2 separate regions of the Mus musculus genome follow, and region 1 is linked to region 2. A link is a loop called in an ENCODE intact Hi-C map of the cell type or tissue named here. Cell type or tissue: gastrocnemius. All regions are shown on one strand. Each heading gives the region's core, and the rest is flanking DNA. Links, peaks and the distances in the headings are about the cores only. Region 1 overlaps Tex11 (testis expressed gene 11). Region 2 holds the start of Arr3 (arrestin 3, retinal).

Region 1 (16,338 bases), core at 3,970-11,969, 360 kb before region 2:
AATATGGTGTATAGCAAATTTTAATATGAATATTTTGAGCAGAAAATTTATTGAAAACAGTTAAACTTCATATAAAGTTGATATGTTTTACTCATTTTCATTCTTTTTTCTTTGTTAGTATGATTAACTAATTAATATGTTTCTCTTTGTAGCTGCTAAGGAAATACTATATCTTGCTATGCCTTTGGAATTCTATCTGAGCATTATTCAATTCCTGATAGATAATAAAAGGTATGGAAAATTGATTTTTCTTTCTATGGTGAATAACTTTTTTCTATGATTTTTATGAACATGTTGAATCTTTATATATTGATGTTCATTCTTACAAAACATATTATTGTACTGATCTGTATAGCACTGCTTTCCAAGTCACTTAAAAAATCTTAAAATTAGTTTGAAGTTAATATTAATTTTTTAAAAGGAAGGAAGAAAAACCCTTCAATGGTTTTGTAAACTAAGAATTAAGAGTTTAAGAGGCAGCTATAGAGCAGCAAAGTTACAATGGGCCAGTGAAGAAATCCATGCAGAAGGTGGCTGTAGAGTGAAGCAATGTTAACAGTGAGCAAAATGGTAACCTTAAAGCTGTATATTCCTATTGATGAAGTTCCTCTCCACAACATCCAATTGGGAGGGAAAAAGAACAAGTTATCCTCCTATTTATCTTGGTTGTCAGCAACTTACTCATAACGCTTGTCATCTGAGCTGTGATTCACAATGAGCCAAATGTCTGTTGACAGCATTGAGTTTCAATGAAAGTGATCTGCTGTGTTTCAAGCAAGTGTCTGACATGGGCATCATTTGTCCTTTTTTCATTAGATATTTTCTTTATTTACATTTCAAATGTTATCCCCTTTTCTGGTTTCCCCTCTGAAAATCCCCTATCCCTTACCCCCTCCTCCTGCCCACCAACCCACCCACTCCCATTCCTGGTCCTGGCATTCCCCTACACTGGGGCATAGAGCCTTCACAGGACCAAGGGCCTCTCATCCCATTGATGTACGACTAAGCCATCCTCTGCTACATTTGCAGCTAGAGCCACAAGTTCCACCATGTGTACTCTATGGTTGGTGGTTTAGTTCCTGGGAGCTCTGGGGGTACTGGTTAGTTGATATTGATGTTCCTCCTATGGGGCTACTAACCACTTTAGCTCCTTGGGTTCTTTCTCTAGCTCCTTCTTTGGGGATCCTATGCTCAGTCCAATGGATGTCTGTAAACATCCACTTCTGTATTTGTGAGGCACTGGCAGAGCCTCTCAGGAGACAGCTATATCAGGCTCCTGTCAGCAAGCACTTGTTGGCATCCACAATAGTGTCTGGGTTTGATGATTGTATATGGGATGGATCCTCAGGTAGGGTAGTCTCTGGATGTCCATTCCCTCAGTCTCTGCTCCACACTTTGTCTCTGTAACTCCTTCCATGGGTATTTTGTTCCCCCTTCTAAGAAGGACAAAAGTATCCACACTTTGGTCTTCCGTCTTGAGTTTCATGTGGTTTGTTAATTGCATCTTGGGTATTCTGAGCTTCTGGGCTAATATCCACTTATCAGTGAGTGCATATCATGTGTGTTCTTTTGTGATTGTGTTACCTCACTTAGGATGATATCCTCCAGATCCATCCATTTGCCTAAGAATTTCATGAAGTCATTGTTTTTAATAGCTGAGTAGTACTCCATTGTGTAAATGTACCACATTTTCTGTATCCATTCCTCTGTTGAGGGGCATCTGGGTTCTTTCCAGCTTCTGGCTATTATAAATAAGGCTGCTATGAACATAGTAGAGCATGTGTCCTTCTTACCGGTTGGGACATCTTCTGGATATATGCCCAGGAGAGGTATTGCGGGATCCTCCGGTAGTACTATGTCCAATTTTCTGAGGAACCACCAGACTGATTTCCAGAGTGGTTGTACAAGCTTGCAATCCCACCAACAATGGAGGAGTGTTCCTCTTTCTCTACATCCTCGCCAGCATCTGCTGTCACCTGAATTTTTGATCTTAGCCATTTTGACTGGTGTGAGGTGAATTCTCAGGGTTGTTTTGATTTGCATTTCTCTGATGACTAAGGATGTTGAACATTTCTTTAGGTGCTTTTCAGCCATTTGGTATTCCCCAGTTGAGAATTCTTTGTTTAGCTCTGTTCTTCCTTTTTAATAGGGTTATTTAGTTCTCTGGAGTCTAACTTCTTGAGTTCTTTGTATATATTAGATATTAGCCATGTATTGGATATAGGATTGGTAAAGATCTTTTCACAAACTGTTGGTTGCTGTTTTGGCCTATTGACAGTGTCCTTTGCTTTACAGAAGCTTTGCAATTTTATGAGGTCCCATTTGTCAATTGTTGATCTTAGAGCACAAGCCATTGCTGTTCTGTTCAGGAATCTTTCCCCTGTGCCCATATCTTCGAGACTCTTCCCCACTTTCTCTTCTATTAGTTTCAGTGTATCTGCTTTTATGTGGAGTTCCTTGATCCACTTGGACTTGAGCTTTCTACAAGGAGATAAGAATGGATCGATTTGCATTCTTCTACATGCTCACTGCCAGTTGAACCAGCACCATTTGTTGAAATGTCTTTTTTCCACTGGGTGGTTTTAGCTCCTTTGTCAAAGCATTTGTCCTTTTTATAAGACCACAGTAGGAGGAAGGCAGAATGAAAACCTGGCCATTACTGGCAACAACCAGTGCATTGTTTTCCAGCAAGCAAGGGACAACAAAGCTGAGTATAGAAAAGAACAAAAGCTCTATCATGTAGGTTTTCTACCTAAGGACACAAAATTCCTTATTCAGCACAGACTCTGAGACTTAATGAGTTTATTTTATCTGCCACATGGAGTGAAAACTTTGAATGTTCAGAAACTGCCATTGAAAGGATTACTGGCAGAGCTACCAGTGATTTAAATATCAAATTTGAAAACAGTATCATCTATTTCCTGAGGTTTCCTGTTTCCATTCTTTCTGCTGACCCTCAGGGTTTCAGTCTTTTTCCCTCACCCAACCAGATTAGCCTCCCCACCCCCTGCCCATTCACTTTTCCACCCAGGTCCCTCCTTCCCTTCCCACTTGTTATTGCTTTCTTCTCTCTCCCAAGTGGACTGAGGTGTCCTCACTTGGGCACTTCAGCTTGTTGAGCCTTTTGAATTCTGAGGACTGTAGCTTGGGTATTCTGTACTTTTTTGGGCTAATATCCACTTATTAGTGAATACATATCATGCATGTCATTTTGCATCTGAGTTACCTCACTTGGGGTATTTTCTAGTTCCATCCATTTGCCTGCAAAAGTCAGAATGTCCTCGTTCTTAATATCTGAGTAGTATTCCATTTTGTAACGGAACCACATTTTCTGTATCCATTCTTCTGTTGTGTGCCATCTAGGTTGTTTTCAGCTTCTGGCTATCACAAATAAGGCCGCTATGAACATGGTGGAACACGTGCCTTTGTGGCATGGTGGGCCATCTTTTGGGTATATTCCCAAGATTGGTATAGCTGGGTCTTCAGTTTTCTGAGGAACCTCCAGATTGATTTTCAGAGTGGTTGTACCAGTTTGCAATCCCACCAGCAATGGAGGAGTGTTCCTCTTTCTCCACATCCTCTCCTACATGTGTTGTCCCCTGAGGTTTTGATCCTAGCCATTCTGACTGGTGGAATCTCAGGGTTGTTTTGCAGGATCAGATTATGGCATTGGCATCACCTCAGTTCTGGTGAGGGTCCTCTTGACTGTATCACGTCATGGTGGATGGCAATGATGTGAGCATGTGTGGATGCTAGCACTCATCTCTTAATACAGGAATCTAGAGAGGGATTGAAGGGTCACTTTAGGTTTTCCTAATTACTGTCCTCAAAACTCCTTTCAGGAAAACATCATTTTCTTGAAAGAACAGTATACCCCTAAATGACTTAAGTATGTCCCAATAGATGCTACTTTTTACAGGTTCTATCCTGTGTCTTCCTTAGAGTTTCCATTGTGATAAAACACCGTGGTCATCTTAAAGCAAGTAGTTCATCATCCAGGGAAGTCAAGGCAGGTACCTGGAGGCAGCGGCCATGGGGAGTGCTGTTTACTGGTTTGGTCCCCATGGCTTTCTGGGGCTGCTTTCTTATAGCCTAGGTATAGGCACCACCCACAGTAAGCTAGGCTCTTCCACATTGATCATTAATCAAGAAAATTACCACAAGCTTGTCTACTGGCCAGTCTGGTGCAGACATTTTCTCAACTAAGGTTCTCTCTTCCAGAATGACTCTAGCTTTTGTCAAATTGACAAACTCATCAGCACAGTTTCTCAACACTGCTACTCAGGGGACTGAGCCATCAACAAACGAACTGTTTAGGCTGCAAATCATAGCACCTAGTGATTATACACATAGGGTGTATAACTACTGGCACAGCTATTCACACTCGAAAAGGCTAGAGTCATGATGCCAGGCACAACTGCTTGGCAGTTTTAGCAAAACTGAACTGATTGCTACAATTGCTGTCCTGTTTATAACTTTTGGATTTGGGCCTCTGCGTACTGTATTCATCGGAACTTTCTGCATTATGATTAATTTTTTTCTTTCCTGAGAAAAATTATGTCTGAGTCTTTTTAGGAAAATCCTAACATTAAGTTTATCTGGCCACTATTTGGAAGTCTTCCTATGTCCTGGAGCTCATTAAGCACAGCTAAGAACATAGCTAGATGAGGCCAGTTCTCTAGGAATATTCTTGGGGCATCTGCCCCTGAACAAACTCAAACAGTATAATTGATGCAGGGCAAACAGAGACAGTTGATAAACTCTGGCCAGAAGAATAGGTTACAGATTCAGGTCTCTTTTTATTATAGGTTTACAGGTGTCTAAAAATGTAGTTTAAAAATAGGGGGCCATACAGGGTACACTCTGAAGGAATAAAACTCAGTAAGATATATTGACTAAAATAAAGTTTTCCTACTTTATAGCATAGATGATGAAACATATAGCAAAAGAAGTTAGGTATTAATATTTGCTATTCATAAAAAGACTGGTTCAGACATTTTCTGTTTGTTTGGAGTGCTTTTAAACTGTAGACATAGCCAGCCTAAAAATAGGCTGTCATATAATAAGTGTGTTTGCTCTGGAGGTGACACTCTTTAGATTCTTTAATCTGGAGTTATATATAGGGCTAATAAGAATAAGAACAATCTGCTCTATTTTCTAATTGTAACTGAACTTGCAACCCTGGACATGTAATGAAAGGTCGAACATACATTCTGTACCACTTGGCTAGTCATTATCTGCCTCTGTTCAGGGAAGCTTGTATAAATAAAGAAGCACCTGGCTGTTAGTCAGAACAGCAGAAATGGCCTTATTGCTAGTTAGAGCCATCGAAGCAGCCTGATTGCTAGTTAGGCTGGGGGATTCCCTTGACCATCATGCCTGGCTCACTCTCTTCCTTTGCAGACTCCTTATGCTCTTTAAGGGCCGCCCTGTGAAGCAAAGACTCTCTGACTCTCCTCTCTATATAGGGGAAGGTTCCCTGGGAAAGCCCCAGCAACTCACAATCATTATAAGCAAATATTCATGACTAAGATGACGTCTCATAAAAATTTTGTAGTTTTCTAATTCCAAAAGATGTTAACATATTAAAATATATTTTTTAGCCACTTGGCATTTCATCTTCTGAGAACTTCTTATTAAGTTCTATACCCTAGCTTAAATTAGGTTGTTTGCTACATACTAACCCTCAAGCAGATGTTAAGATTTTTCCCCTCTAGTCTGAAGGCTGCTGCTTTGCTCCAATAATGATGTCCTTTGCTGTAAGATTTTTAGTCTCATGAAGTCCTGTAATTGTTTATTTTATTCTATTCTATTCTATTCTATTCTATTCTATTCTATTCTATTCTATTCTATTCTATTTGGTTTTTCGAGACAGGGTTTCTCTGTGTAGCCCTGGCTGTCCTGGAACTCACTTTGTAGACCAGACTGGCCTCGAACTCGGAAATCTGCCTGCCTCTGCCTCCGGAGTTTTTGTTAGCGCTATTCAAGGTATTTTGCTTTCTATTGTAAAATGAACTGTTTCCCTGATTTCTTTTTCTGTCTATTCATCTTTTGTGTATAGGAAAGGTACTAATTTTTGTCTGTTAATTTTGTATCCTCCTATATTGCCAAAAGTATTTGTCAGATATAGAAGTTTGCTGGCGGAATCAGATTTTTAGGTATAAAATCATACTGTTTGTAAATAAGTATACTTTGACATTTTCTTTTCCTGTTTTTTTTCTATTTTATTTTTTTTATTACTTTTATTTTATTTTATTTTTTTACAGTCCAGTCATTGCCCCCCTCCCGGTCTGCCCTCCCACAATTTCTCATCTCATTCCTCCTCCCTCCTCTCTGTCTCCAAGAGGATGTCTTCCCTCCATCCCTGCTAGGCCTCCCCACTCCCTGGATCCTCAAGTCTCTCAAGGGGTAGGTCTATCTTCTCCCAATGAGGCCAAACTCAGCAGTCCTCTGCTGTATGTGTGTTGGGAGCCTCATATCAGCTGGTGTATGCTGCCTGGTTGGTGGCTCAGTCTCTGAGAGATCTCAGGGGTCCAGGTTAATTGAGACTGCTGGTCTTCCTATGGGGTCACCTTCCTCCTTAGCTTTTTCCAGCCTTTCTCTAATTCAACAACAGGGGTCCCCATCTTCAGTCCAATGGTTGGGTGTAAGTTTCTGCTTCTGTCAGTCAGCTGCTTGATGGGCCTCTAGGAGAACAACCATGCTAGGCTCCTGTCTGTAAGCACACTATAGCATCAGTAATAGTGTCAGGTCTTATAGCCTCCACTTGAGCTGGATCCCAATTTGAACTGGTCACTGGACCTTCTTTCCCTCAGTCTCTTCTCCACTTTTGTCTCTGCAGTTCTTTTAGACAGGAATAATTCTGGGTCAGAGTTTTTTTGTTTTGTTTTTTGTTTTTTGTTTTGTTTTGTTTGGTTTTGTTTTTGACTGTGGGATGGCAACTCTATTCCTCCACTCGATGCCCTGTCTTTCTACTGGAGGTGGACTCCACAAGTTCCCTCTCGCCACTGTTGGGCATTTCATCTAAGGTCCCTCCCTTTGAGTCCTGAGAGTCTGTCAACTCCCAGGTCTTTGGTACATTCCCTACAGGGTCCCCCCACCCACCTCCTACCTCCTGAGGTTGCATATTTCCATTCATTCTTCTGGTCCTCAGGGCTTTTCTCCTGTCTTCCCCCCAATACCTGATCATATTCCCCTCTTCCCCTTCTCCTCCCTTCTCCTATCCAGGTTCCTCCTTCCCCCTGCCTCCTTCAGTTACTTGTCTTATTGCTTTAGCTAAGACTTCAATCACTATATTGAATGGGTATGGGAAGAGTGAACATTCTTATCTTGTTCCTAATTTAATGGAAATACTTTTGAGTTTTTCACCATTTTGAATAGTGTTGGCTGCTGGGTTGCTATAGATTGACTATATTATACTGAGAAATGTCCATATCCTAGTGTCTTTAGAAATTTTATCATGAAGGGATGTTGGATTTTTGTCAAAGACCTTTCATGTATCTAAGAAGATAATGTGTGCTTTTCTCTCTTTTAGTCTGTGTGGGAAATTGTGTTTACTCATTTATACTTGTTGAACCATTTTTTCATCTCTCAGATGAAGCAACCTGGTCATGGTGGATAATCTTTTTGATTTGCAGTCTTTTAAAATTTGATTTGCAAGTATGTTATTGAAAGTTTTTCTTTTAGGGAGAGGTCTTTGTGTGAGTTTGGTATCCAGCTGATACTGTCTTCATAAAAATAATTTGGAAATATTCCTTAAGCTTCTAATTTGCAGAATAATATGAACAGTGTTGACATTAGTTCTTCTTTGAAAGTCTGGTGGAATTCTGAACTGAATACATTTGGCCCTGGACTTATTTGGTTGGGGGATTTTTAATTATTGCCTTTATTTCAGTAGGGGTTGTGAATCTGTTTAAATTACTTATTTCATCTTGATTTAACTTTGGTAGGTCATATATGCCAAGAAATTCATTAATTTCTTTTAGACTTTTTAGTTTGCTGGGATGCAGACATTTTAAAAGCCTATTTAATTAAGATAGAATTACATCACTTTAATCCTTCTCTTTCCTCCTTTTGTCCACTCCCATGGACTCTTCTCCCAACCCCCATACCATTCACACTCTCAAATCGGTCGCCACTTTAGCTTTGATTATTCTTTATTCTTGTTATATGCATACATTTAAATGTACATATATTCATGTACAAATATATAAATACAGCTGAGTCTGTTTTTGTTGCTTGTGTGAAAATGGATTAAGGGCTGATAACCAATTAAGGGGTTTATGGTGGTTTGAAGGAAAATGGCTTCCATAGGTTCATAGGGAATCTTACTATTAGGAGGTATGGCCTTGTTGGAAGAAGTGTGTTACTGTGGAGGCAGACCTTGAGGTCTCCTATGTTCAAGCTAGGCCTAAAATAGCACACTGTCTACTTCTGCTGCCTGTGGATCAAGATGTAGAACTCTTACCTCATTCTCCAGCAACATGTCTGCCTCTGCATGCTACCATGCTTCCCATCATGATGATAATGGACCACACCTCTGAAAGTATAAGCCAGCCCCAATTAAATGTTTGCCTTTATAAGAGTTGCCATGGTCAGCCGGGTGTGGTGGCGCATGCCTTTAATCCCAGCAGAGGCAGGCAGATTTCTGAGTTCGAGGCCAGCCTGGTCTACAGAGAGAGTTCCAGGACAGCCAGGGCTATACCCTGTCTCGAAAAACAAAACAAAACCAAACAAAACAAAACCAAACAACAACAACAAAAAAGAGTTGCCATGGTCATGGTGTCTCTTCACAGCAACAGAAACCCTAACTAAGACAGGCCTCATCCCTGGAAGAGGCAAATTTTCCCTCTCCCAGTATTTATATGTTGCTGCCTATAGTTTAGTGGTGGGACTCTGTGAAAATCCATCCCCATGCAAGTATGTCTATTGATGCTGCCATTGTTTCAGTTTAATTTATGTAGTCATTTCTAGGAGAAACTTTCTCAGTGGACTTCCTGGTACTCTGACTCTTAATTTTTTTCACTTCTTCTGTGATTTTATCCAAGATACAGTAACTGTGAAGTAGATGTATGCACTGATGCCAAACACCCCACAATTCCTTGATCTCTGTATTGTGATCAGATTTTCTGTGACGATCTCCATCTGCTGTAAAGAGAAGATTCTTTGATGGATGGTGGTGTCTACACTTACCTGTGGGTAGAGTTAGATTTAGAATATAGTAAGAATGATGCTGAATCTAACAAAATGGTGGTAGTACACTTACTTCTAAGGTCCATAGCCTCACTAGCTCAGAGAAGTTGGCTTGACTTTTAGTACCAGACATGGTTTTCTTTCTTTTGAGTAGGCCCTAAGTCCAGTTAGATAGCTGTTAGTTGCACAAACTGTAACTTACTGCACCAGTACAGATAGTTTGCCATGTTGGTCAGTGTTGTAGTTCATATGTGTTTGGGCTGGGTAAGACTACTAATTGCTTTGATTTCTTGGGAGCTTGCATAGTATTTTCTATTACCTTCAAAGTAGATCACAGAGAAGGCTTTTAGGTTAGATCCAGCTGGAATCATTCTAAGTCCTGTGTCTAAAATGTGTATTGTCTTTAGCAACAGGGGCTTAATTTCAACTCTGGGAAGCAACCAAGGGTTACATCAATAATCTGTATTGTTTTAGGAGTCTCTTAGAATTACCCTGGCCATCCATTTGAAAAAAGGGGTTGTAGCCTCAGCCTCCAAATTTTGAGCTGTGGGTGGCCCTTAGACAAGATCACAGAATCATCTCAAAAGATGAAAAAAATTCCTTTGAAAAGTCTAACATGTTTTCATGATAAAAGTTTTTGTCTAAGTCCATTTTTATGATTTATCATATTTATTAGTTGGGGTCCAGGAGTTGATCCACAAACCACACAACACTGAGCTCAGTCAGACAGGGATAGTTTATTGAATGCATACCCTAAGATTGATCCATCAGGACCATAACTCAAAATTTGGAGACTGAGGCTACGACCTCAACCATTTTTTTCTATGTCAACTTATAAGGGCTAAAACTGCAAAAGCCACAATGAGCTCATACACACAAGTGCAGGAAGTGCTGCATGGTGGTCGGCCCTGACTCAAGCCATTTTAGATATAACTGTTCATATTGACCTTTAATTTGATATGTTCTACGTGAAGCTTATAGTTGTGGAGTTTCTTAAGATTAACAAACTTCATAGAGAACATAACAGGGTATGTGGTCAGCATGACCCTGCTCTGAGTCAAGTTATTTTTCTGCATCAATGTCTGGCAACAATATGAAATAGCTGGTGGACATGGAACAAAATGACTACAGCTATGCTGGGGGTGGGGCAGGCCTCAACAATCGACTTATGTATTGTTATACTAACTTTGCATTTCCAAGATAAAGCCTACCTGATCATGGTGGATGATCTTCTTAATATGTGTTTGCATTTGGTTTTCTAGTATTTTATTGAGAATTTTTACATCTGTGTTGATCAGAGAAATCAGTCTGTAGGTTTTTGTTGTTCTGTCCTGATGAGGCATCATTAGGAGGATGAAGTAGGTGTGGTCTTTTGGAGTAGGTGTGTTACTGTGGGTGTGGGCTTTAATACATTCCTCCTAGCTGCTAGGGAGCCAGTCTTCTCCAAGTTGTTCATCTGCTGCATATGTGCAGGGAGGCCTAGGTCCAGCCTGTGTATATGTTCTTTGGTTTGTGGTTCAGACTCTGAGAGCTCCAAGGGTCCAGGTTAGTTGACTCTGTTGGTCTTCCTGTGGAGTTCCTATCCCCTTTGGGGCCCTCAATCCTTCCTCCAACTCTTCCATAAGAGTCTCTGAGCTCCATCCAGTGTTTAGCTGTGGTATCTGCATCCGTCTGAGTTAGCTGCTAGGTGGAGGCTCTCAGGGGACAGTTATGCTAGACTCCTGTCTGCAAGCATAACAGAGTATCATTAGTAGTGTCAGGGATTGGTGCTTGCCCATGGGATGGGTTTCAAGTTGGGCTGGTTATTGCTTGGCTGTTCCCTCAGCTCTACTCCATTCCATCTCTGTATTTCATATAATTTGGGATTGAAAGTTTTGTGGGTGGGTTGGTGTCCCTGTCGAACCACTGGGGTTCCTGCCTGGCCTCTTCAGGTTCCATAATCCCAATGCTCTGATTCTTGGGCACCTCCCTTATCCAGGTCTCTGTCTCAGCTATCCACATCCAGCTCAGTTGGTATTTTAAATGGGACCACATAACTTGGAAGGGGAAAGTGGTGGAGGTGATAAAGGAGGAGTTGGAGAGGAGGGAATTAAGGTGGATTTGATTTAAAAAACACAGTATATGCTAGTATGAACAGTAAATAAAACAAGTTTAAAATGTTAAACATAATTTAGTCACCAGGGAAATGTAAATTTAAACTACCTTGAAATTGCATCTCACCCTGGTCAGAGTGGCTACAATTAAGTACCTCCAAACTAGGAAATACTTGTGAAGTTGTAGCAGGGAAAGGAACTTTTTTCTTATAAGTTCTTTGACCACCTTTCTTTAACCAATCCTTTCTATATCCAGCCCCTTCCTTTCCCACCCAAGTTTGTGTCCTTTTTGTATCCCCATGGTGCATATATAATCTTGTATGTGTGGCTTTCGACAGGAGAAGAATAGTTATCACATTCTCAGAGGAAATTGACCCTTTGGAAAAGGAACTCTTAAAATGCTGCCACTGTGGGAATTAGTATGGAGAGGCCTCAAGAATAAGTACACTTATAATAGAGATACCTGCATACCCATATTTATTATAGCACTATTCACAATTGCTGAGTTTTGGAATCAGTATAGGTATCTGTCAGTAGATGAATTGATAAAGAAGTGTGTTAAATATATAGAATGAATCTTACTTGGGTCTAAAAAAAAACAAAAATTATGGCATTTTAAAGAAAATAGTTACAACTACAGAGTGCCTCTTAAGCAAACTATCCCAGAATCAAAGACAATATATGTTTTCTCTAGGTGTAGCTATTAAAGAAAGAAAAAGACATGAAAATAAAAGAGGACTATTATTTATGTGGGTGGGACGGGCCTTAGTGAGGGTTAATAATGTGATAAATATGATCATAGTATATAAATGTCTGAAAATGTCATAATGAAACCTTTTACTTTGTATAATTAAAATATGCAGTCTCAACCTACCCAGACCCCAGGGAGCTCTCAGAGACTGAGCCACCAACCAGGAGCTTACAGGGGCTGGTGGCACAAATATAGCAGAGGTCTGCCTAGTCAGGCCTCAGTGGGAAGAGATGTGCTTAGTCCTAGAGAGTCTTGAGGCCCCCAGGGAAGCGGGAGATCTGGTAGTGGGGAGAGCACCCGGAGGCAAGGGGAGGAGGAATGGGATGAGGAACTGTGGGAGAGGAGACTGAGGGGGTGGAGACAATGACTGGAATGTAAATAAATAAAAATTAAAAAAAAATATGCTTGTAATAAAAAGCCACAAACGCAGTCCAGATTCAAGGAGAAAATACCTTAGCAGGATGTGAATACTAAGGAGCACAATTTGCAGGGAAAATGTATTTAGAAAGTAGCTATTGCAGTGGGCTAGACATACTAGTCCCATCCCCACTTTGATATGGGAATTAGAGGGATTTTCACTGTGCTGATTTCCTTCTTTCTTATTCTTTCCCCCAAGTCTGCATCCCGCTTCTTATATAAGCTGAATCAGATCCCTTATATTGCTTAAAAATTTGTTTGACAGAAAAACCTGAGTTTAACTATAAGCAGTCTCGATGGCTTGTCACACAATGGAAAATGGAATTAATGTTTGCAGTTCTTCTATAACCATAATCAATTGTTCCTATGTCCCATTAATTTCTGACTTAATAGATTTTCCTAGGCTATTTATTTTTGGTTGAGTGAGCTAATTATTCAGCTATTTATTCTCTTTTGCCCCATTTTGATTTTGATATTCTCATCCTTGATTTTTCTTTATCAGCCTAATTACATTTGCTTTTAATTACAGAAATCTTTCAAGGTTTCTAAGCACTGACAATATATTTTCCTAGTTTCTGCAGTGGATTTAGCTTCATACTTATTCTGTTATTTTCTTGAGGTAAATAATAGTGAGATGGATGTAATTCTTTCTTTCTAAATAACTAATTCCTGGCTGAATATTTGATACAGTGTGATGTAGTGTACCCTTGGTATTTTTCAGAATTGACCCATACAATCATCAGTACTGAGTCAGAATTAAAACCATCAGCAATCTGTTTAGGGCTATCTCAGAAACTGTTGGAAATTCTGATCTTATGTTAAGCCAAAGCTGGCTACCCAGGGGTACCTCATTCTTTCCCTACCTCCCCAAGTGGCTAGCTAGCATAGACAGAGGTGTCACCCTCTATTACTCTCCATTGTTTTGTCTTAAGACATGGTCACTCACTTAATCTGGGGCTGGGTTGTTTCAGCTAGACTCAGTGAGTGGCCAGCAGAACTTCTAAAAGATCCTCCTGTCTCTGCCAACCCTTCAGGTTATTTTTATAAATTGTGTAAATTTTAGATACCAACCTCATATTGGACTGTGATATGAAACATTTCCTCTTACTTTGTGTATTTCCTTTTCATTTTACTAAATATTTCCTTTGCTTTATAGAAATATTTTAGATTTATATAGTCCTACTTGGTTAGTTTGGTTTTGTTTTTGTCTATTGTTTCTTTTTTTTAAATTAATCATTCCATTCATTCAGATCTCAACTGATATCCCACTTCTCAGCTACCCCTCCACAAACCTCCCCTCCCACATCCGCCCTTTCTCCCTCCCCTTTGCCTCAATGAGGATGCTCCTCCACCCACTCACCCTCTTCTGCCCCACTGCTCCAGCATCCCCTGATTCTGGGGAATCAAACCTCCACAAGACCAAGGGCCTCCCCTCCCATTGATGTCAGACAAGGCCATCCTCTGCTACTGCCCTGTACACTTCTTGCTTGGTGGTCTAGTCCCTGGGAGCACTGGGTTGTCCATCCAGCCAACAGTGCTCTGCCAATGGGATTGAAATCTCCCTCTGCTCCTCCAGTCCTTCCACCAGCTCCCTGACCAGGGTCGTTGCCAAGATCAATGTAAAAGAGATCATTCCTTATTTTATTTCTTTTAGGTGTTTTATGGCTTCAGATATTATGCTTAAGTCTTTAATACATATTGCATTGATTTTTGTGAATATTGTAGGATAAAGGTACAGTTTCATGTTTTTGAGTGTAAAATATCCATTTTTCCAACAGCATTTTTAAAGAGACAATATTTTTATGCTGTTTTATGGGTATATTTACTGAAAAGAATGAGGTTTTTCCTTGCCTTCCAATCTTGCTTATTTTTCTGTATCATACTCTTGGGAATACTATACCTTTGTAGTGTAATCTGAAACCAGGAAGTATGAATCCTCTAACTTCGTTTTTAAGATTTATTTTTATTTTATGTGTATGTATGTCTGGGTGAATGTATGCTACAAGTATGCAGATGCCACCAAAAGCCAGAAGGTGGCACCCAGTTCCCTGAGGCTGGAGTTACAGGGAGTTGGGAGCCTCCTAACTTGAGTGCTGAGAACCAAGTTTGGATCATTTGGATCATCTGGAAGAGGATGAATCTCTTAACTTCTGAGCTGTCTTTTTAGCCCTTGCTTTTCATTTTTATAATTTTTGTTGGTCACTTAGGTCCATTTTTAGCTCATAAGATTTTATTATAGCTTCTTCTACTTCTATGAATAATGTTAATAACATTTTGATAGAGATTGCTCTCAATCTGTAGATTTTAGTGAGTAAGCATAAATATCTTTGTACCATTTATTCTTCTGATCCATGAGAATAATATATTTTTCCATTTATATCATTTATAGTTAGTCATCTTAGTTAGATTTATTCTTTTATTTATTTATGTATTTTTAATTGGATATTTTCTTTATTTACATTTCAAATGTTTTACCCTTTCCAGGTCTCCCCTTTGGAAATCCCCATCCCATCCTCCCTCCCCCTGCCTCTATGAGGGTGCTCCCTCCATCCTACCTACCCACTCCCATCTTCCTACCCTGGCATTCCCCTACACTGGGGCATCGAACACCCTCACGCCCAAGGGCCTCTCCTCCCACTGATGTCCAATAAGGCCATCCTCTGCCACATATGTGACCAGAGCCATGAGTCCCTCCATGTGTACTCTTTGGTTGGTGGTCCAGTCCCTGTGAGCTCTGGGGGGCCTGGCCAGTTGACACTGTTGCTCCCCCCATTGGGCTGCAAATCCCCTCAGCTCTTTTAGTCTCTTTTCCAAGTCCTCCATCGGGGACCCCGTGCTTAGCCCAATGATTGGCTGCAAGCATCCACCTTTGTTTCTGTATTTGTCAGGCTCTGGCAGAGCCTCTCAGGACACAGCCATATCAGGCTCCTGTCATCAAGCACTTCTTGGCATCCACAATAGTGTCTGGGTTTGGTGGCTGTATATGGGATGGATCCCCAAGTGGGGCAGTCTCTGGATGGCCTTTCCTTCAGTCTCTGCTCCACACTTTGTCTCCATATTTGCTCCCATAAGTATTTTGTTGCCCCTTCTAAGAAACACTGAAGCATCCATACTTTGGTCTTTCTTCTTCTTGGACTTCATATGGTCTGTGAATTGAATCTTGGGCATTCCAAACTCTTTGGCTAATATCCTCGTGTCAGACAGTACATACCGAGTTTGTTCTTTTGTGACTGGATTACCTCACTCAGGATAATATTTTCAAGTTCCATCCATTTGTCTGTGAATTTCATGAAGTCATTGTTTTTAATAGCTGAGTAGTACTCCATTGTGTAAATATACCACATTTTCTATATCCATTCCTCTGTTGAGGGACATCTGGGTTGTTTCCAGCTTCTGACTATTATAAATAAGGCTGCTATGAACATAGTGGAGCATGTGTCCTTATTACAAGTTGGAACATCTTCTGGGTATATGCTCAGGAGTGGTATTGCTGGATCTTCCAGTAGTACTATGTCCAATTTTCTGAGGAACCTCCAGACTGATTTCCAGAGTGGTTGTACCAGCTTGCAATCCCACCAACAATGGAGGAGTGTTCCTCTTTCTCCACATCCTCGCCAGCATCTGCTCTCACCTGAATTTTTGATTTTAGCCATTCTGACTGGTGTGTGGTAGTTTTAAATTTATTCTTAAGTATTTCACATAATGCTTTAGTAAAAGGGAAATACATTTATTTCACTTGCAGGATATTTATTGTGTTATAAAGAAATATTGAGTTTTGTATGATGGTTTTGATTCCTAAAATTTCACTGATTTTATTTATTTAAAATTTATTTAATATTTTTATTTATTTATTTAGCTTCTTGCAATTGATTGTGCAACCTGAGA
Region 2 (16,338 bases), core at 3,978-11,977:
ATGTGTACCACCACACTCAGCCTAGCCAATGCTTCTATTGGGGGGTGGTAGGAAATTTGAGTTGAGACCTCTTAAGAGCAATTGAGGAAGTTTGGTTTTTGGAGACATGCCCTTCTCGACATTCTGTTTGCTCCCTGGGATCAAACCTCTTCTGCCATGTGCTCCCATCATCATATACTATATTTCCAGGAGCCCAAATCAACGGAGTTGTATAGCCATAGACTGAACCATGAGGAAAAAAAAAGAAAGAAAGACAAGAAAAAGCCTTCCCTCCTTTTGAGTTGACTAGGTCATTGGTGGAAAGGTCATTAGCTAATGGTCTTCCTTACCTTTCCTGAATCTTCAGGCCCAGGCTGCAGTGTTACTGAACAGGGCAGGTTAGCAACCATCTAGGAAATCAGAAGGAGCTCAGAAAAATAGGGACAACTCTCTCTGTTCTCCTTTTATCTCTTAATCTTCCCTGGAAACTTTGCCCAAGACTTGAGGTCAGTACCTGAAGTGTAAAAGGATAGGCATTGACCCCGAGCTTGTGCAGAAGCCGCTCCTGTAAGGCTGTGAGGGGGCCCTGGATGCTGGTGGGTTCAGCTGGAGCCACTTGCTTGGTTTGTACATAGAGATCTTTGCGAAATGTCAGACCAATCACATCCAAGTCATCACGGCCATAGCGAAAAGCACAGGTCAACCTGACAAACACTGCTGGCAAAAGAGGAAGAGAGTGAGTGACTTGTCAAACTTGTGACAAAGGAAATCCTAAATGGGGGGAAAGGAAGACCCACAGAGGCAAGCTAGTATAATCCCAAAAGTATAGTCACAAAGAAATATTTGGTTACATTTGATTGCAATAGTATTTTAAAGTTCTCTGTGTTACAAGGTTCACAAAGATAAAAGGAAATTCAGAGTTCAAGTGTTTGAAACACATATAACTGTTTAGCATTTGGAATGTTGAAAGGCCGAGGAGATAGTTCAGTTGGCAAAGAATTTGCTGCCAAAGTATAAGGACTTGGATTTGGTCCCATGGGAAAAGGTGGGGAGCAATGGTACATGCTTCAATCCCAGCGCTGCTAGGTGGAGACGGGTAGATAGATTCCTGAGGCTCTCTGACCACCTAGTCTGGCCTGATCAGTGGGCCCCAGAACAGAGAGAGAGGGGGAGAGATCCACTCTCAAAAAACACCCAAGATTGACCTCCGGCCTCCACACATACCTGTACACACATGAACAAAATAACTGTTACCAATTGGTAACACACACACACACACACACACACACACACACACACACCAATCTAAAAGTGTGCCAAGAACGCAGGTGGATTCTTAGAAGCACATGTGGAATGGCCAAAGATTTGTGTAGTCTCAGTAGTAATCAGATACATCCACATGAAAGCCACAGTGGGATGACATTTCACACAGATCATACTGTCAAAAATATTGAAGCCAGACATTGAGTGTTCATGCTGATGTGGCTCAGTTGGAGTTCAAATGCACGACTGGTCGGAGCTACTGTCATATCACCACAAATGGAACCTTTTCTCATCTTCATTTATGAATGGTGTTTAGACCTTTATTAGAGAAGCCTTGTGTAGCATCCATCTTTTTTTTTTCCAGTTCACCTTCTGTCACCTATGTACACAACATTCCTCCCCTCTGGAGGGCCCAGCAATAAGGCCCAATTTTGCATGCAGAGAGCAGCCTTTACAGAAAATTGAACATGCTACTCACCTTAACTTGGATTTGCCTGGCTACTGAATAGTGAGAAAGTAAATTTCTTTTCCTAATATATTATCTAGTTTTGGGTATTTTGGTACAGCAGCATTAGTCAACTAAGAAGTATATGAATAATTAAATGATTAAATTTCAAAAAAAAAATTCTAGCACCAGAATTAAATGTGCACTGTTAATTTTATATGCAGATTAAAACTGTATATAACAATGTAAAAATTGGTTGTAGACACAGAATGTTAAATATAAGTATACAAGCATCATGGACCAAATAAACACTAAATGTAGGATAGTGGTTGCCTGGGTAGGAGAAAAGACAAGGATAGGGAGAGAGACTCAAAAAGAAGGGCAGAGGAAGCTTTGGGTCTATACTTCTTTTCAAAGCTAGGTGGTAGATATATTTTTTTATGCCTGAAATATTTAATAGTTTAAAAGAGTTAACAAGAATTAGGGTCAGATACCAGCAAGATAGCTCAGTGGGTAAAAGTACTTGTTCCATAAGCTGGTTGACTTTATTTCAATCCCCGGAACCCACAAAACACTGGAAGTGGTAGTTTGCATCTATAATCACTGCATTCAGAAGGTGAGATGCGAGGCAGAGGCAGAGGCAGAATTGGCCAGACATTCACGTTACAAACTTTCTGTGAAACACTAGCTCTCTGGGAATTCAGCCTAAAGAGCGAATTGGATACACACAACGGGTTGGGGGATGCAGAGTTGTTTATAACAGCAAAATATGTTAAAACAAATGTTGAAATGTCGAAAACATGTTGAAAACAAAGGAAATGTCCAACGAGTGGATTTTTAAACGCAGCTTCATAGATTATGGATTCATATATGTTGACATAGACTTAAAAGAAAATTATAAGGTATTTATGGGATTATAAAATTATAAAATAGGGGTTTTTGCACAAAAAAGTAAGTAGATGAAAGCTGAAATGGGGTTAGGAGTAATTAAATTATAATCCCTTCATCTGTGATGGCCTTGAACTCACAGAGATCTGGCTACCTCTGACTGCTACTTTTGCTGGCTGTGTGTTGATTATAGGGATTAAGCCTATGATTTTTGTAGTATTTGATTTTATTTTTTGTATATTTATTTTTGAGACAGGTCTCTCTGTGAAGTTCTAGCTGGCCTGGAATTCACTAAGTAGACCAGACTGGTCTCAAACTCACAGAATCTCATGCACACTAGGTAGCCGCTTATCTTTCTTTGTACTTTCTTATTCTGAGGCCTCAGAGATCTCTCTAAATTTGCCCAGCCTACTCTTGAACTTTTTGTGATCCTCCTGCCTGAGCCCCTCTTGCCCAGGCAGCTGGGATTACAGGCCTGCATTACCAGGCCTGGCAGGTTGCTTTTATTTTCCTCTAAAAGGCAACATCTACTCTAAATGTGTCCATTTTGTCTTAATGATATAAATTACATACACATTTATATGAGCATCAAAAATATAATCAAAAAGAAAAATTCAAAGCTCTACCACAGCACCATTTTTGCAGAGATAAGTGCCATGTTATCTGCTCTGATGCCTTCTAAATTGCTTTGTTTCTACAACTAAACACAAGGCAATCTCAGGTACTTATAACTGTTTTCTCATTTCTTTTCCGAAATTAAACATTTAAAAAAACTTTTGTGACTACTGTTTGTTTATACAGTAAAATTTTGCAGTTGCAAAGAATAGCACACAGAGAGGCCAGATAGAGTGCTATTAAACAGTAGTGTGTGTGTGTGTGTGTGTGTACCATACCCCACATCTTTCGCCTCACTTGACTTTACCACTCAGTGCATAGAAAAGGATGGTTTACATTAAAACATACACCTGTGATGGAGAAGGACTTGAAAAATACGGTCAAAGCAAGATGATGTTCACAAAGTAACAGAGCATACAAGTGGGAGGAAATGTCAGAAATATATAAGATTGAAATGAATAATAAGTCAAAACTCTACCAAAGAGACATAAAAAACTCAAATATATCTAATTTCTGAGTAAGCCTGTAATTTTTGAGAGATAAGTTCTTCCTATATAGTTTTCACAGGCCTCAAAGTCACTTTGCATGCCAGCCTGGCCTTGGACTTGCTTCCTCAGCCTCCTGGGTGTTGTCGTAGATGTTAGTCATCATGCCAAGCAACATGCAGTCTTTAAAAAGTGAATATTTCTTTTCATAGGTTATTCTGGGAAATTTTAGAAGTGCGGGAATAAAACCACTTAGATTTTAGAAACAGAGTATTTGTTACTTATAAATAAGTTGGCTAATTTGTGCCTATTCTGAAAAGTTTCTCTGACATTTGAAATTGTCCAGAGTGCTTATCCGTGGTGCTTAATCTCAGAAAGGAAAGCTCTTTCATTCCCAGTATCTAAAGGCTATTTCTGGACGAGTAGTCACCAACTGGTTCTGAATCTTTTCTCCAGTTGAACACAATTTTCAGTCCAGTTGGATCACAGTGGGGTTAATCCATAGTGAGAATTAAAAGGGGAAAATTCAGTGGGAAGTAGTTCAGTGCAATCTTGAACTAGAGTTCGGCTGCCGGAGGGCTGTGCTGTCTCCTGCTGGTATTGCCTGTGCTTGTTATTTCCTTGGTTTTTGTAGAATACACGTTTAGGCCCTCTCCTTCTCTGTCTCTCTCTCTCTCTGTGTCTGTCTCTCTCTGTCTCTCCCTTCCTTATCTCTCTCCCCCACATACACGCATGCACGCACATACTTGGCACACACACACACACACACAAAACAAACAGATGAAGAAAAAAAAAACCTTGTGGAATGACATATATCAAAGCTTTTAAAATGGAAGCCCAAGGGACACTTCGGCTGCAGAAAAAAAAAGGGGGGGGGGAATATTTGATCTTTACAAATCTTTTAGTGAGTTGTTAACATTTGGAAGTCAAGAAATGTATGTAAAAATATTGATTTTCTGTGTATTGGTTCATTCCATAGGCAGTCTAAGCCAAATTGAAACCAGTAGTCAAGCAAGACCACCATAGCAGTAATGGGGAAACCCACAAATTTTATTAAGACATTAATTTCAACACAGATGCTTGTTTTGTGTAATACTGCAGAGTATAATTGTATTTGTTCTTTAGGCATATAGTTATTTTGAATACTATTTGGGGAAAGAATACAAAAAAAAAGTCTTTCGATATTTGGGACCTATAAAGTACGTAGCTTGAGCTCCACTTGCAATACTTTTTACTAACTGAAAGACTGCGGCCACCCTGAGCTGAATGTCCCTGCTGCTTTCTGCTTCCCCATGCTCCTCTGCTCTAAGACCACTCACTCATTTGCCTAGTTTGCATGTGTGGCATTTCAGTTGGGACTCCTGCTGCTTTACAGAAACCAGTAAGGCTTTCTACTTACACTTTCGACCTTCTAAGTACTCGGGGTCAACAAGGACGACTCCATCTGCAGAGAGAGGGAGAGATGGCACACTGCTCAGGAAAACTTGGAGGGTGAGTGAAACAAAAGTTGATTCCTGAAAGGATTCTTTCCTTTCTACCTTTCAATTGGCCTCATAGCTCTGCATGGTCATGCCTGGCCTTTCCTTTTCTTCCTGGCTCCCACTCCCTTCTCAGGCTCTTTCCCACTTTGGACTCACTAACCAATGGGCTCCACAGTGTCCACATCATCCACGAAGTCTCGTTTCCCCAGGTAGATGGAAAACTGTTGTGGAACAACTTGCTACATCAGTCTCACAGTTATCTTTGAAGGAATGGTCCCAAAGCCCCCAGCCCCGCCCACCGAGATGCTGAAGAATGGACCCATTCATCCTCATTGCCCTTCCATTCGGACAGATGGGCCAGGTTCTCTTACCTTCCCATTGGAGCTAGTCTTCTTAAACACTCTGTGGGGTGAACAGTCGTAAAGAAGGATGGTCAGCAGAACAAAAAGGAAGCCAGAAAAGGAAGGAATGTTTGGGGAACAGGAAAAATTCCTAGGAAGAGGCGTGGGGATCATGAGATAGAGCAAAGGTAGAGAAAATTGGGGTAGGCCAAAGCTATAAACCCCTCCACGCAAAAGGCAAATACTCAGGCTTGGATAAGGAATAATTCACAGATCCAGAGCATCAGAAGGGATTCTTACGTGGACATGCTGGCCAGTTGAATCTTTCCTGAGATGAGGGGAAGAGGAACACTCAGTTATTTAATCCTTTTTTTTTTAGTGCACTATAATATTCCATAATGATACACCTAGTGTAATATAAATTAACTGCCTGAGATACCACACCAACACTCAATGCTTCCTTTTTTTTTTTCCTCTTCTTAGGGCAACTCTTCAGTTACACACTTACCCAACCATTGCACTACATTCTCTTTCTCTCTTTCTCTCTTTCTCTCTTTCTCTCTCTCTCTCTCTCTCTCTCTCTCTCTCTCTCTCTCTCTCTCTCTCTCTCTCTCTCTCATTCTCTCTCTCTCTCATGTGTATGTGCATGAGCGAATGCCTGTGCATGTATCCATGCATGCACAGGTGCATGTGTGTGAAAGCTAGAGGAATGTCCAGTGTCTTTCTTGATTGCTCCTCATCTTATTTTTTAACCCCTTCTATTTATCCTACTTGCTCATACTCCATCTCTTAAATACGTTCCTTGGGCTGCATTGATACTGAACTTCAACAGGCACACAGTCAGTTAACTATATGAATAAATAAATGAATGGATGAAATTTCTTTTTGTCCCTGTACTGGACTTGACCCTGAATTGGGATGCTTTTGACCTCCAGCTCAGAAGGAAGAACAGGGGGGAGGTGGGGGAAAGAAGAGGGAAAGCTGTAGAACAGAAAGGGTTGCGCTCATACTTTCTTGGGGGGTGGCAGTAGAAGCCTCTGTGGAGGCCGAAAGCCCTCTTTGCCCTTACTCATCATCTCTCTTGTCACTTTCCCCAAACATTTCCATCCTGTCCCCACGCTTAAGGTGCTAGGGAAGCATAGAGAGGGAAATGTCTTTCTGGTGCTTTCCTTCAAAACATAGTAGGCTTGGTCAGAGGGATGAGTTGGGGGGGGGTGCTGAGTTCTAGAAGTCTCTTACATCAGCCTGAAAAATCCATTGCTTGCATCAGAAAAGATGCCCCTCTCCTCCTAAAGAAGATGCTAAAGGCAAAGGAGGTGGACTTAGTATGGGCTAGAAGCAGAGAGATTTAGAATATTACCTGAGGGAAGAGATGAAGCTCGCATCAGCCTCCAGCTCTGGTTGCTAAGCTGGCCTCCCAGCCTCTTATATCCACAATCCTCTGAATGTGTAGATTAGTGGGAGTCAGAGAACAAGAATAGGGTTGGGGTGGGTGGCATGAAGCACTGCTATAATTAGCTCAGGGGCCAAGAGTTTGGAAAACAGATTAGTGAGTACAGATTAGTGGCCAGGGATCAGCTGATTGTTACTGAGGAGGTAGGCCAGAGCTAGGGGATTCTGATGATGTTACTGAATGAAAAAAAAAAAAAAGAAAGAAAGAAGAAGAACATAACTGCTCCTAAGTATAGTGGAGGAGATTTATTGTAGATAAGAGAGAGAACATAGCCAGATGTATGTGGAAAGGTCAAGAATGAACATTATCCTGTGCTGGGTTGAGTGCACGAGTGCACATGTGTATGTGTATGGGAGGGGTTGGGGGGGATCCAGAAGCCCTGGAAGCCAAAAGCCAAAAGGCCAAAGGAACCAAAAAGGTAAAAAAAAAGACCATGTAGCCAAAATGGGAAGAACCGTGGGGGAAGTGCAGCCCAAGCTCTGGGCTGGAGAGTTGGTGATGGGTAGGGACTGAGGTACAGGGAGGGACTGGGATAACCTGAGGCCAGGTCCGCTTTGATCTGTTAAATAGGCACCTCAGACATTTGTCTTGGGATTGAGACCTAACAGTTACTGCTAGGGGCATTTAAGAAGGAAATTGGCCATCCATTGAACTGAGCACAGGGTCCCCAAAGAAGGAACTAGAGAAAGGACCCAAGGAGCTGAAGGGGTTTGCAGTCCCCTAGGAGGAACAACAATACGAACTAACCAGTACCCCCAGAGTAAACCACCAACCAAAGAGTACACAAGGAGGGACTCAGGCTCCAGCCACCTATGTAGCAGAGGATGGCCTAGTCAGTCATCAATGGGAGGAGAGGCCCTTGGTCCTGTGAAGGTTCTATGTCCCAGTATAGGGGAATGCCAGGGCCAGGAAGAGGGAGTGGGTGGGTTGGTGAGCACGGGGAGTGGGGAGGGGGTAGGGGATTTTCAGAGGGGAAACCAGGAAAGGGGATAACATTTGAAATGTAAATAAAGAAAATATCTAATAAAAAAGAAGGAAATTGGTGGGTTTTGGACTTGTGAAAACATTGCACATGAGGGTTGGGATCAAAGTCAAGTTGAAATTCATAGAGGTGAAGTATAACACAGGGTAAAACTATTAGGGTTCACAGTGTGGACCTTGGTTTGTCTGAGCAACTTGTGTCACATTCTAGCCTCTGGAATTTTCCAGGCCACAAGAAAGCCAAGAGCATGGGAAAGAGTAGCCTTTCCCGATTGTCCCCCACTTGAGACTTTGGACTCTTGCAGCCTGATGTCAATCAGAAACCCTGATTCTCTCAGCTCCAGTGAGCAGCAGGAACCAATCTTCTGTAGGTGATGGGGCAGGAGTAGAGATCCTTGACTTGGTTTTCTTATCAGAAAGGAAGGTATCATAGCATTCCTGGCCTAGAGGCAGGTTCTCTGCAAGACAAATTGAACATTACCCATGCAGGGAATAGGCAATTGACATCTGTACGACCCAGGCCTAGAATAACTTCTCTACCTCCCACTGTTCAGCTCTCTAGTCTTTCCAATCCCAGAAACTAGGTCCATGCTCTAAGCAGCTTCCCTTACCTTGTGTGACCACTCATATGGAATTAGAGATATTTTTGTCCCTGCAGCAGCCAGAGCATCTATTTCTTGTTTTTCTCATAGGGCCTTGGCCCTACCTCTGTAGGCATGAAGCATGTAGAAGCAGAAACTCTAAGGTCTGAGGATCTAGTACTCTGATCCTCCTTGGACCTAGCTGGTCCTACATGTCTACTTATATCCATAGTCTTCAATCCTTGAGATGGGCTCTCTAGTCCTCTGAGGATAGCTATAGCTGTGGTTTAGAAGTCTGGCTGAGCTGGGTCTTTCTTTTCCTCACCCAGGACCCTATGTAGGGTAGAGCTAGAAGTATCAAAATTAACATATGGTTGGATGTGGTGGCACATGCCTCTGATCCCAGCATTCAGTAGGTGGACTCAGGTAGCTCTCCGTGAGTTCCAGGACAACCAGGGCTACATAGAGAGACCCTGTCTCAAAAATTAGCATATGAAAGAAACAAATAACAATGAAAGAGCTTAGAACTCACAACCAAAGGCTACATGTATGGGACAGAACACCCACATGAGAAGGGTCCTGATATACACATGCTGGAAATGATGACCTTGAAAAAGTCACAACTCCTGTAGCCCAATGCCATCGAGCTTCCGATTCTCTGGTTCAGTTCCTTGACTGGAAATGTTCCCTTTCTTAAGAAGCAGTCTCTGCAAAGTTTGGAGCTGAGATGAAAGGATGGACCATCTAGTGATTGCCATATACAGGGATCCACCCCATAATCAGCATCCAAACGCTGACACCATTGCATACACTAGCAAGATTTTATCGAAAGGACCCAGATGTAGCTGTCTCTTGTGAGACTATGCCGGGGCCTAGCAAACACAGAAGTGGATGCTCACAGTCAGCTAATGGATGGATCACAGGGCTCCCAATGGAGGAGCTAGAGAAAGTATCCAAGGAGCTAAAGAGATCTGCAATCTTGGAGGTGCAACAACATTATGAACTAACCAGTACCCCGGAGCTCATGTCTCTAGCTGCATATGTATCAAAAGATGGCCTGGATCACTGGAAAGAGAGGCCCATTGGTCAGGCAAACTTTATATGCCCCAGTACAGGGGAAGGCCAGGGCCAAAAAGTGGGAATGGGTGGGTAGGGGAGTTGAGGGGAGGGTAATGCAAATGGGGGACTTTTGGGATAGCATTGGAAATGTAATTGAGGAAAATGCGTAATAAAAAAATGAACAGAAAAAAAATAAGTAAAAAAAAAAAAAAAAAAAAGCAGTCTCTGTTACTGCCACTACCCAGATGTCTCAGTTCCAATTCCTTTAGGTCACAGGAATCTGGAAATCCAGAAAGTGCACTGCAGATTCCCATATCTGCCTCTAACACCTAGATGGAATCCCTAGATAGAATCAGCTGACTGAGTCAGCTGCTGCCATTTGTGACTGGTATGCACCCCAGGGTCTTTTCAGTTAATTGTTCTGTGTCTTTCACAGGCATTTTCAGGTAGCTAGAGGACCTCAGATTCTACTGGGACTTTAAAGAAGCAGAAACTAAGCTTCAGTATGGGGGGAAAAAGCCGAAGACTTGCTGAGGTTGGTGATTATGGTGGGGTAGGTAATAAAACAAGAATCAATCTATTTCTGGCCTAATCTTCACCAGACCCACACTCAAAGCCCCATACTCCCTTTTAGGTGTTTATCACTCCCCTTTCAAGTCAGGTTATAGTCCCCTGAGTTGGAAGAAAAGAGACTTTGTAGGTCTTTAACTCCTTACTATGTTTGAACTCAAACCGTTATCTTTTTTTCCTGAATATTTGTAATTTGAGGCTGTGATGTAATCTATAGATGGTAAAATGTGCAATTATTTTTTGAGACAAGGTCTCATTGTACAGCTCAGGCTAGCCTGGAACTCACAACTCCTGCCATAACTTCTACAGCTCTGAGATTATGGGCATATGCCACTGTGCCCAGAATAATGAACAAATCTTGAGAGCACTTTGGTGAAGTCCTACCTACTATGGTGGGCTAAGTATTGACCCCTAAATAGCAGGTCATAATCATTGAAGCCTAAGACATTACCTTACATGGTGAAAGGGATTTTGCAGATGTGATTAGGGTTCTTAAAATAGAGAGATTATTCTGGATTATCCATGTGGGCTCAAATGGAGTCATTAGTCTTATTGAAAGAGAGGCAAGGTGGGTGTGATGACACACACCTTTAATGCTAGCATTTGAGAAGCAGAGGCAGATGGATCTCTGTGAGTTCGAGGCCAGCCTGGTTACATAGCAAATGCCAGGCCAGCCAGTGCTGCATGGTGAGACCCTGTCTAAAACCAACAACCAACCAACCAACAAACACCAGATTTGCCTGAAGAGACAAGCAATATAAAGAAAGAAGCAAGATGCTGTCACTGCTGGCTCTGAAGACTGGAGAGATGAGTGTGGTGGGATGCAGCTCTGCAAGCTAAAACCACAAGGGGACAGATTCTCTTCAGACTCAGGTTGCAAGGTGACTCTGGAAATGTAAGAAAAGCTCTGCTGACACCTTAATTTTAGCCCATTGATGCTGGTTTCAGACGTCTAACCTTGGGATTTGTAAGAGAACTACCATGTATTGTTTTAAGCCAAGTCTGTGATAACTCGTTGCAATATTTGTAGGAAACCAATACTCCTGTGTACACCCACATTTCCCCCAACAAATTCCCTTGTGCTGCTTTCCTATTAATCAATCCCCTATAGAGAACTATTGCTATCTTTTCATTTGACCCAGAGTATCTGCATTTTCTAAGGATGCAGGGGTAAGAGAGCAAAGGAAGACGTCTCTGATACACTGTTGGGAGCAGTATTTTCAGGTCCTTTCCACTCCCACTCTGCACACCCCAATGATATCCCAACTAGACCTTCCAGTTATGATGTGAAAAATCACACCTCTGTATGAGGAAGGGGTGGCTTATTCACTAAGGGTTGTACAGACAGGATTGTAGCAGATAGGATTGCATACCAACTCAGTTGCCCTCTCCCTGTCTTTGTAGAGAGAGACACTATTTTTAGAGGTATCTACCCTCCTCCAGTGCTCCTCTTAATAAATCAGATTTAAAAAAATCAGATAGGGTTGTTTCATCTCCTTGAAAGTGACTGGGTTAGCTAGGCATGATGAAATTCAGGCCACTGAGATGTGAGGGGTAATATGCTGGAGAGATTCTGAAAAAGGTTTCCTGAATGATAAAAATAAATACACAGGAAGAGAGGCCTTCCTCTCTTCTCATTGAATAGTGCCAAGTTTGGATGCAATGCACAAACTGCCATGGTCCCCTTGTGACCATGAACGTTCCTAACAACATGCTGAGGGTTGCAGATCAGAAAGATGGAACGAATCTAGATTTGTATGACGTTACTGAACTGCTGATTCTGCTCCTGGACTTAAATGAAAGCTAATATACATTTCTCTCTCTCTTTTAAGTTAGCTGAAATTTTCTGTTATTGTAACTGAAAGCAAATCAACAGATTTTGAAGGATCTTATTAGCATGTGTTAATTGTACATAATAATAGGTTTCATTATAACATTTCCAGACATGAACATGATGCATTTTGACCGTGTTCACACTCATTACTCTTTCTTGTTCCCTTGCCTCCTCTTCTCAACTAATCCTCTTTATATTTTCATGTCTGTTTTCTATGACCCCACTGGATTAGGGTTGTTTATAGGAGCGTGGGGTAGACTTTGTTTACAGGAGCAGGAGCATCTTACCAGCAGCAACACCACTGAAGAAAACCTCTCACCGTCTCCACCACGAGCCATTAGCTATACAGGAATCCTCAGGGAGGGAGTGGGGCTTTGTGAGCTCCTCTCCCGTCCACGATGGGGGTGTAGATGAGCTCAATTTTCTGTGCAGATCTTGAACAGGTAATTATAGCTGCAGTGAGTCCAGGACTGGAACAGCCATGCCAGGCCTGGAACTCAGTGTTCCACACTGCTCCCCCACCTTTCTCTGGCTCTTACATTCTTTCCAAATCAACAGATTTGAGTGGGATGTGAACAAGGGCATTGGCTCAGTGGGGGAGGATGGAAAGGTGATAGATGGATCAGCTACTGGGAACTACCTACATGATGATCACATTTAGAAAGCCAAGTAAGGCACACTAAGCTGGGTGTGGTGTCACATGCCTGTAGTGCTAGCACTGTGGAGGCTGGGGTAGGAGGATTGCCTAGTTCAAGACCAGCCTAGGATTCATAGTGAGTTACAGGCTAACCTGGGGTATGTAGTAAGGCTCTATTTAACCCCCTCCCCCAATTTCTTTAAAGGAGCACTAGAGGGAGGACATATGAGCAAAGCCTACCTTGAGCCTACCTGTACGGAGCCAGGCACTTTGATGTGATTTCATTAGTAAGTTTGGACTAGCCAGGGTTCTGATTACTATTTCTATCCATCAAGCTTTAACTCTCAGAAGATGACCTCATTTTTTTTCACTTTATAAGGAAGAGACTCCGAATATAGCCTCCAAAATACACCTACTAACAATGATGCTGACGGCAGCAGCTAGACACTGAGCTCTTATGTGTACTGTCTGATATTTCAAGGGAGGCTTAGTCAGTCATGCAGCTGATAGGCTATGAAGCTGGAATTACTTAGAACTGTCTGCCTTTGTTTTTCAACTACATTGTTACCTTCTACTCATTTTCTCCCCTCCCTCCCTCCCTCCCTCCCTCCCTCCCACATTCCTTCCTTTTCTCTCTTCCTCTTTCTCTTCCTCTCTCCATTCTAAATTAAAGAGATTAGAAAATATGTCTTTCCTCCATTTTTTTTTTTACTCTGGTCCCCAAGTTAACCACAGACATTTCAGAGAAATCACCACCAATACATTTATGAATACTACATGTGAGGGACCAGGAAGGAGAAGACTGGGGGGGGGATTGGAGTAATAGAATGGAATGGTTATCACTAATAATGATATGGAAACATTTATGTATTAAGATAAGTACTAAACTGATACCAAATGCCCATGTGGGCATAATCTACAACAAACCTGGATAAACATTCACTCAACATTTACTGAATGCTTTCTTAACTCTGAATTGAAAAGCAGTTTTGGACAACCACAAACCTCATTTGGAAAAGCTGCTTTTTTCTAGGTCATAACTTTATAAGAAGTGAGGACAGGAGCTTTAGATCTAGCTTAGGAGTGAGAGGTTCAGAAGGAGATGGGTAAAAACGCAAATGAGTATAATTATCAGAAATCTATGATGAGCCATAATTTCTATTAAAATCAGATGCTATGAAAGCATGAGAGAAGTATTTTTAAATGTTTACTTTTAATTATATATGTGTGTATGTGTATGTATGTGTACCTGAGTGTAGTGCCCACAAAGCCAAAGGGCAGACAGGGTTGTCTTGAATTTTAAGTGGTTGTGAGCTGCCAGATGTGGGTGCTGGGCCTCAAACCCAGGTCCTCTGTAAGAGCAGCAAGTACTCTTAAGTACTGAGCTTTCTCTCCAGCTCTGAGAAAGAAATTTGGAGGAGGACAGGGGGGAGTGAGCATATGTATTTGTGTATGTGTGTGTGTGTGTGTGTGTGTGAGAGAGAGAGAGAGAGAGAGAGAGAGACAGAGAGAGAGAGACAGAGAGAGAGAGACAGAGAGAGAGACAGAGACAGAGACAGAGAAAGACAGAGAGACAGAGAGAGACAGAGACGGTGACACAGAGAGAACTATGTTAGAATCTCTTTATTACAATTACTGGTAACATCTTCCAGGTGTGGTAGTACATATTGCAATAATAGCACTAAGGAGGCAAAGTGCTGCATTGTGGGTTTAAAGCAAACCTGAGCAAGATCTTTTCTCAAAAACAAAATAAAAGATAATTATTGATAATATCAAAATGGCAGTTAAATTCATGAGGGTAGTTTTCTGAGGAGAGCTGGAGAGGGGAAAGTGAGAGAGAGATGGTGGCGAAGGGAAAGAGGAGAGGAAGGAGGGTTGTGGCAGGGAGGGGAGCCTGATTTGGGAAAGGCCCACATTTGGTGGAAGGGTGACAAAAAGGAGCCAGGGAAAGGAGCCAGGAGTGTCTAGTGGAATAGTAGAAGCCATGTGAGACAAGCCACAGAGACCAAAGTGAAGAAGCAGTTCAGAGACAAGGAGTGTGATCTGTGGTGCTTGCTTTCCTCCAGGAGGGTGGCAGAAGCTGGGACTTCCATTGGGAACACTGGGGGAGGTCTTTTCCTAAAGTAGCCACTGGGCGGCAGTGGAAGCAGCAGCTACTACTGCAGCGGTGTCCAGGGACAAGCCCAAGCCTGCTTGTACTTTACTCGGTTGAAGCCTGGCAGACTTAAGTCAGTGGAACCCCTCAAGGTAAGCCAGCTTGAAGCAGTAGAGCAGGAAGCTGGCTCAGGCCGGTTGTTTTCTAATGTGACACTTCTCCATGACTTGAGACATGTCTCAAGACACCCTTCACCTCCTCCGTAGAGGCCAGTGTTAACCCTGGGAACAGAATAACATGAAGGGAAGTATTACAGACTCGCAGCATTTTAAGACTTAAACCCACTGATCAATACATATTCTGATACCTATAGTTTGATATTACTATCCCCATTTCACTGGTGAGGAAATTGTCACAAATAGGTGCCTAGGGTTATACAGGTAATAAACAGAACAAAGATTAGAATTCACACTCACTGGCTCCAAACACTTGGGCTTTTTATAACATATACTAGGTGCCTAGGGTTATATAGTTGATAAGCAGAACAAGAATTTTAATTCAAGCTCACCTGGTTTCAACTTGGGCTTTTTATACCACATACTAATATTCAGTAGTCCAGGACTCAGGTTGTTTGTGATTCAACCCTGAAACAAGGCAGTCTCCAGATCCACCCTCCACCCCCTGATCCAGGATTGTAGCTCTTACAAGAGATCTAGATTCTGGATTTTAGAGTCTCCTTTGCAGGCCTGCCTCCTCCTCTCCCTTCTAGGATGTAGTTAGGTCACATTCTTAGGACCTGAGAATCAGGTTCTGAGTCTTTATTGCTTCCCAGCTTAAAGATTCTGCTCCAGCTTGCTTATCCCTCCCAACAAGTACTGCTCACCTTATGCACAGCATCCTCCAGACCCAATTTGCCTTTTATACCAGAGACAGTGATACTTACAAAGCCCCAGTTGTCTCCAGAGGCCTCAGATCCACAGCTGCTCACAACTGTTCTCCGACATTAGGCTTTTTAACGGTGGAGGCTTGCTCTGCATGCCTTCTCTACTGTATTAAGACAAAGTTCTCTTGGAGTGATGGAGAGAGACAGGGTGCTGTGTAGGAAGGGGTGGGATGTGTTAGGGAAGTTTCTTGGCTAGCATCCACAGGGAGATATGAACTGTTTCCTGGCCATCTGTTCTTACATGTGTCATAGGCATCTGAAAACATACATGCTGGGAAATGAACTTCTCTTCTTTCCCCAAATCAGCTTTCTTATAGCCTCTGAGCCTGTTAACAGACTTCTCTTCTAGTCACCCAGGCAAGAAACCTGGAGTCATTTTTTTTTCTTTGACAGAGACTTAGTACGAGACCCATTCTCTGGCCTTGAACTTGGAGCAATCCTCCTGTCTCATCCTCCAACCACAAGTACTGACATTACAGGCTTGTGCTTGTCAATCATAACCAGTCTTGGCTTAGAGTTACTCTTTTTTTTTGTTGTTTTTTTGGTTTTCTGAGACAGGGTTTCTCTGTGTAGCCCTGGCTGTCCTGGAACTCACTTTGTAGACCAGGCTGGCCTCAAACTCAGAAATCCTCCTGCCTCTGCCTCCCAAGTGCTGGGACTAAAGGCATGCGCCACCACTGCCTGGCTT

Evidence for each region. Peaks named below come from ENCODE experiments on the same cell type or tissue, not always from the same donor. Only the 100,000 strongest peaks of a DNase experiment are listed, where the experiment ranks them.
Region 1: it touches region 2 in a loop (5-fold over the local background); 2 of 42 quality-filtered maps call a loop at or near these places.

The regions. Positions count from the first base shown.
Region 1 is chrX:100,955,987-100,972,324 of GRCm38, reverse strand. It overlaps Tex11 (testis expressed gene 11), which reads left to right. Exons shown (of 30, transcript NM_031384.2): 13 at 153-231. It also overlaps the pseudogene Gm19083. Among named protein-coding and RNA genes, the nearest start is that of Gm24577, 42 kb to the left of the region's middle. In gastrocnemius, for the core only: no CTCF peak of the experiment used is centred there; no DNase peak of the experiment used is centred there.
Region 2 is chrX:100,596,103-100,612,440 of GRCm38, reverse strand. It overlaps Arr3 (arrestin 3, retinal), which reads right to left and starts at 6,944. Exons shown (of 17, transcript NM_133205.3): 1 at 6,858-6,944; 2 at 5,798-5,825; 3 at 5,528-5,558; 4 at 5,317-5,377; 5 at 5,075-5,119; 6 at 494-693; 7 at 330-389. The coding sequence starts at 5,805. In gastrocnemius, for the core only: no CTCF peak of the experiment used is centred there; no DNase peak of the experiment used is centred there.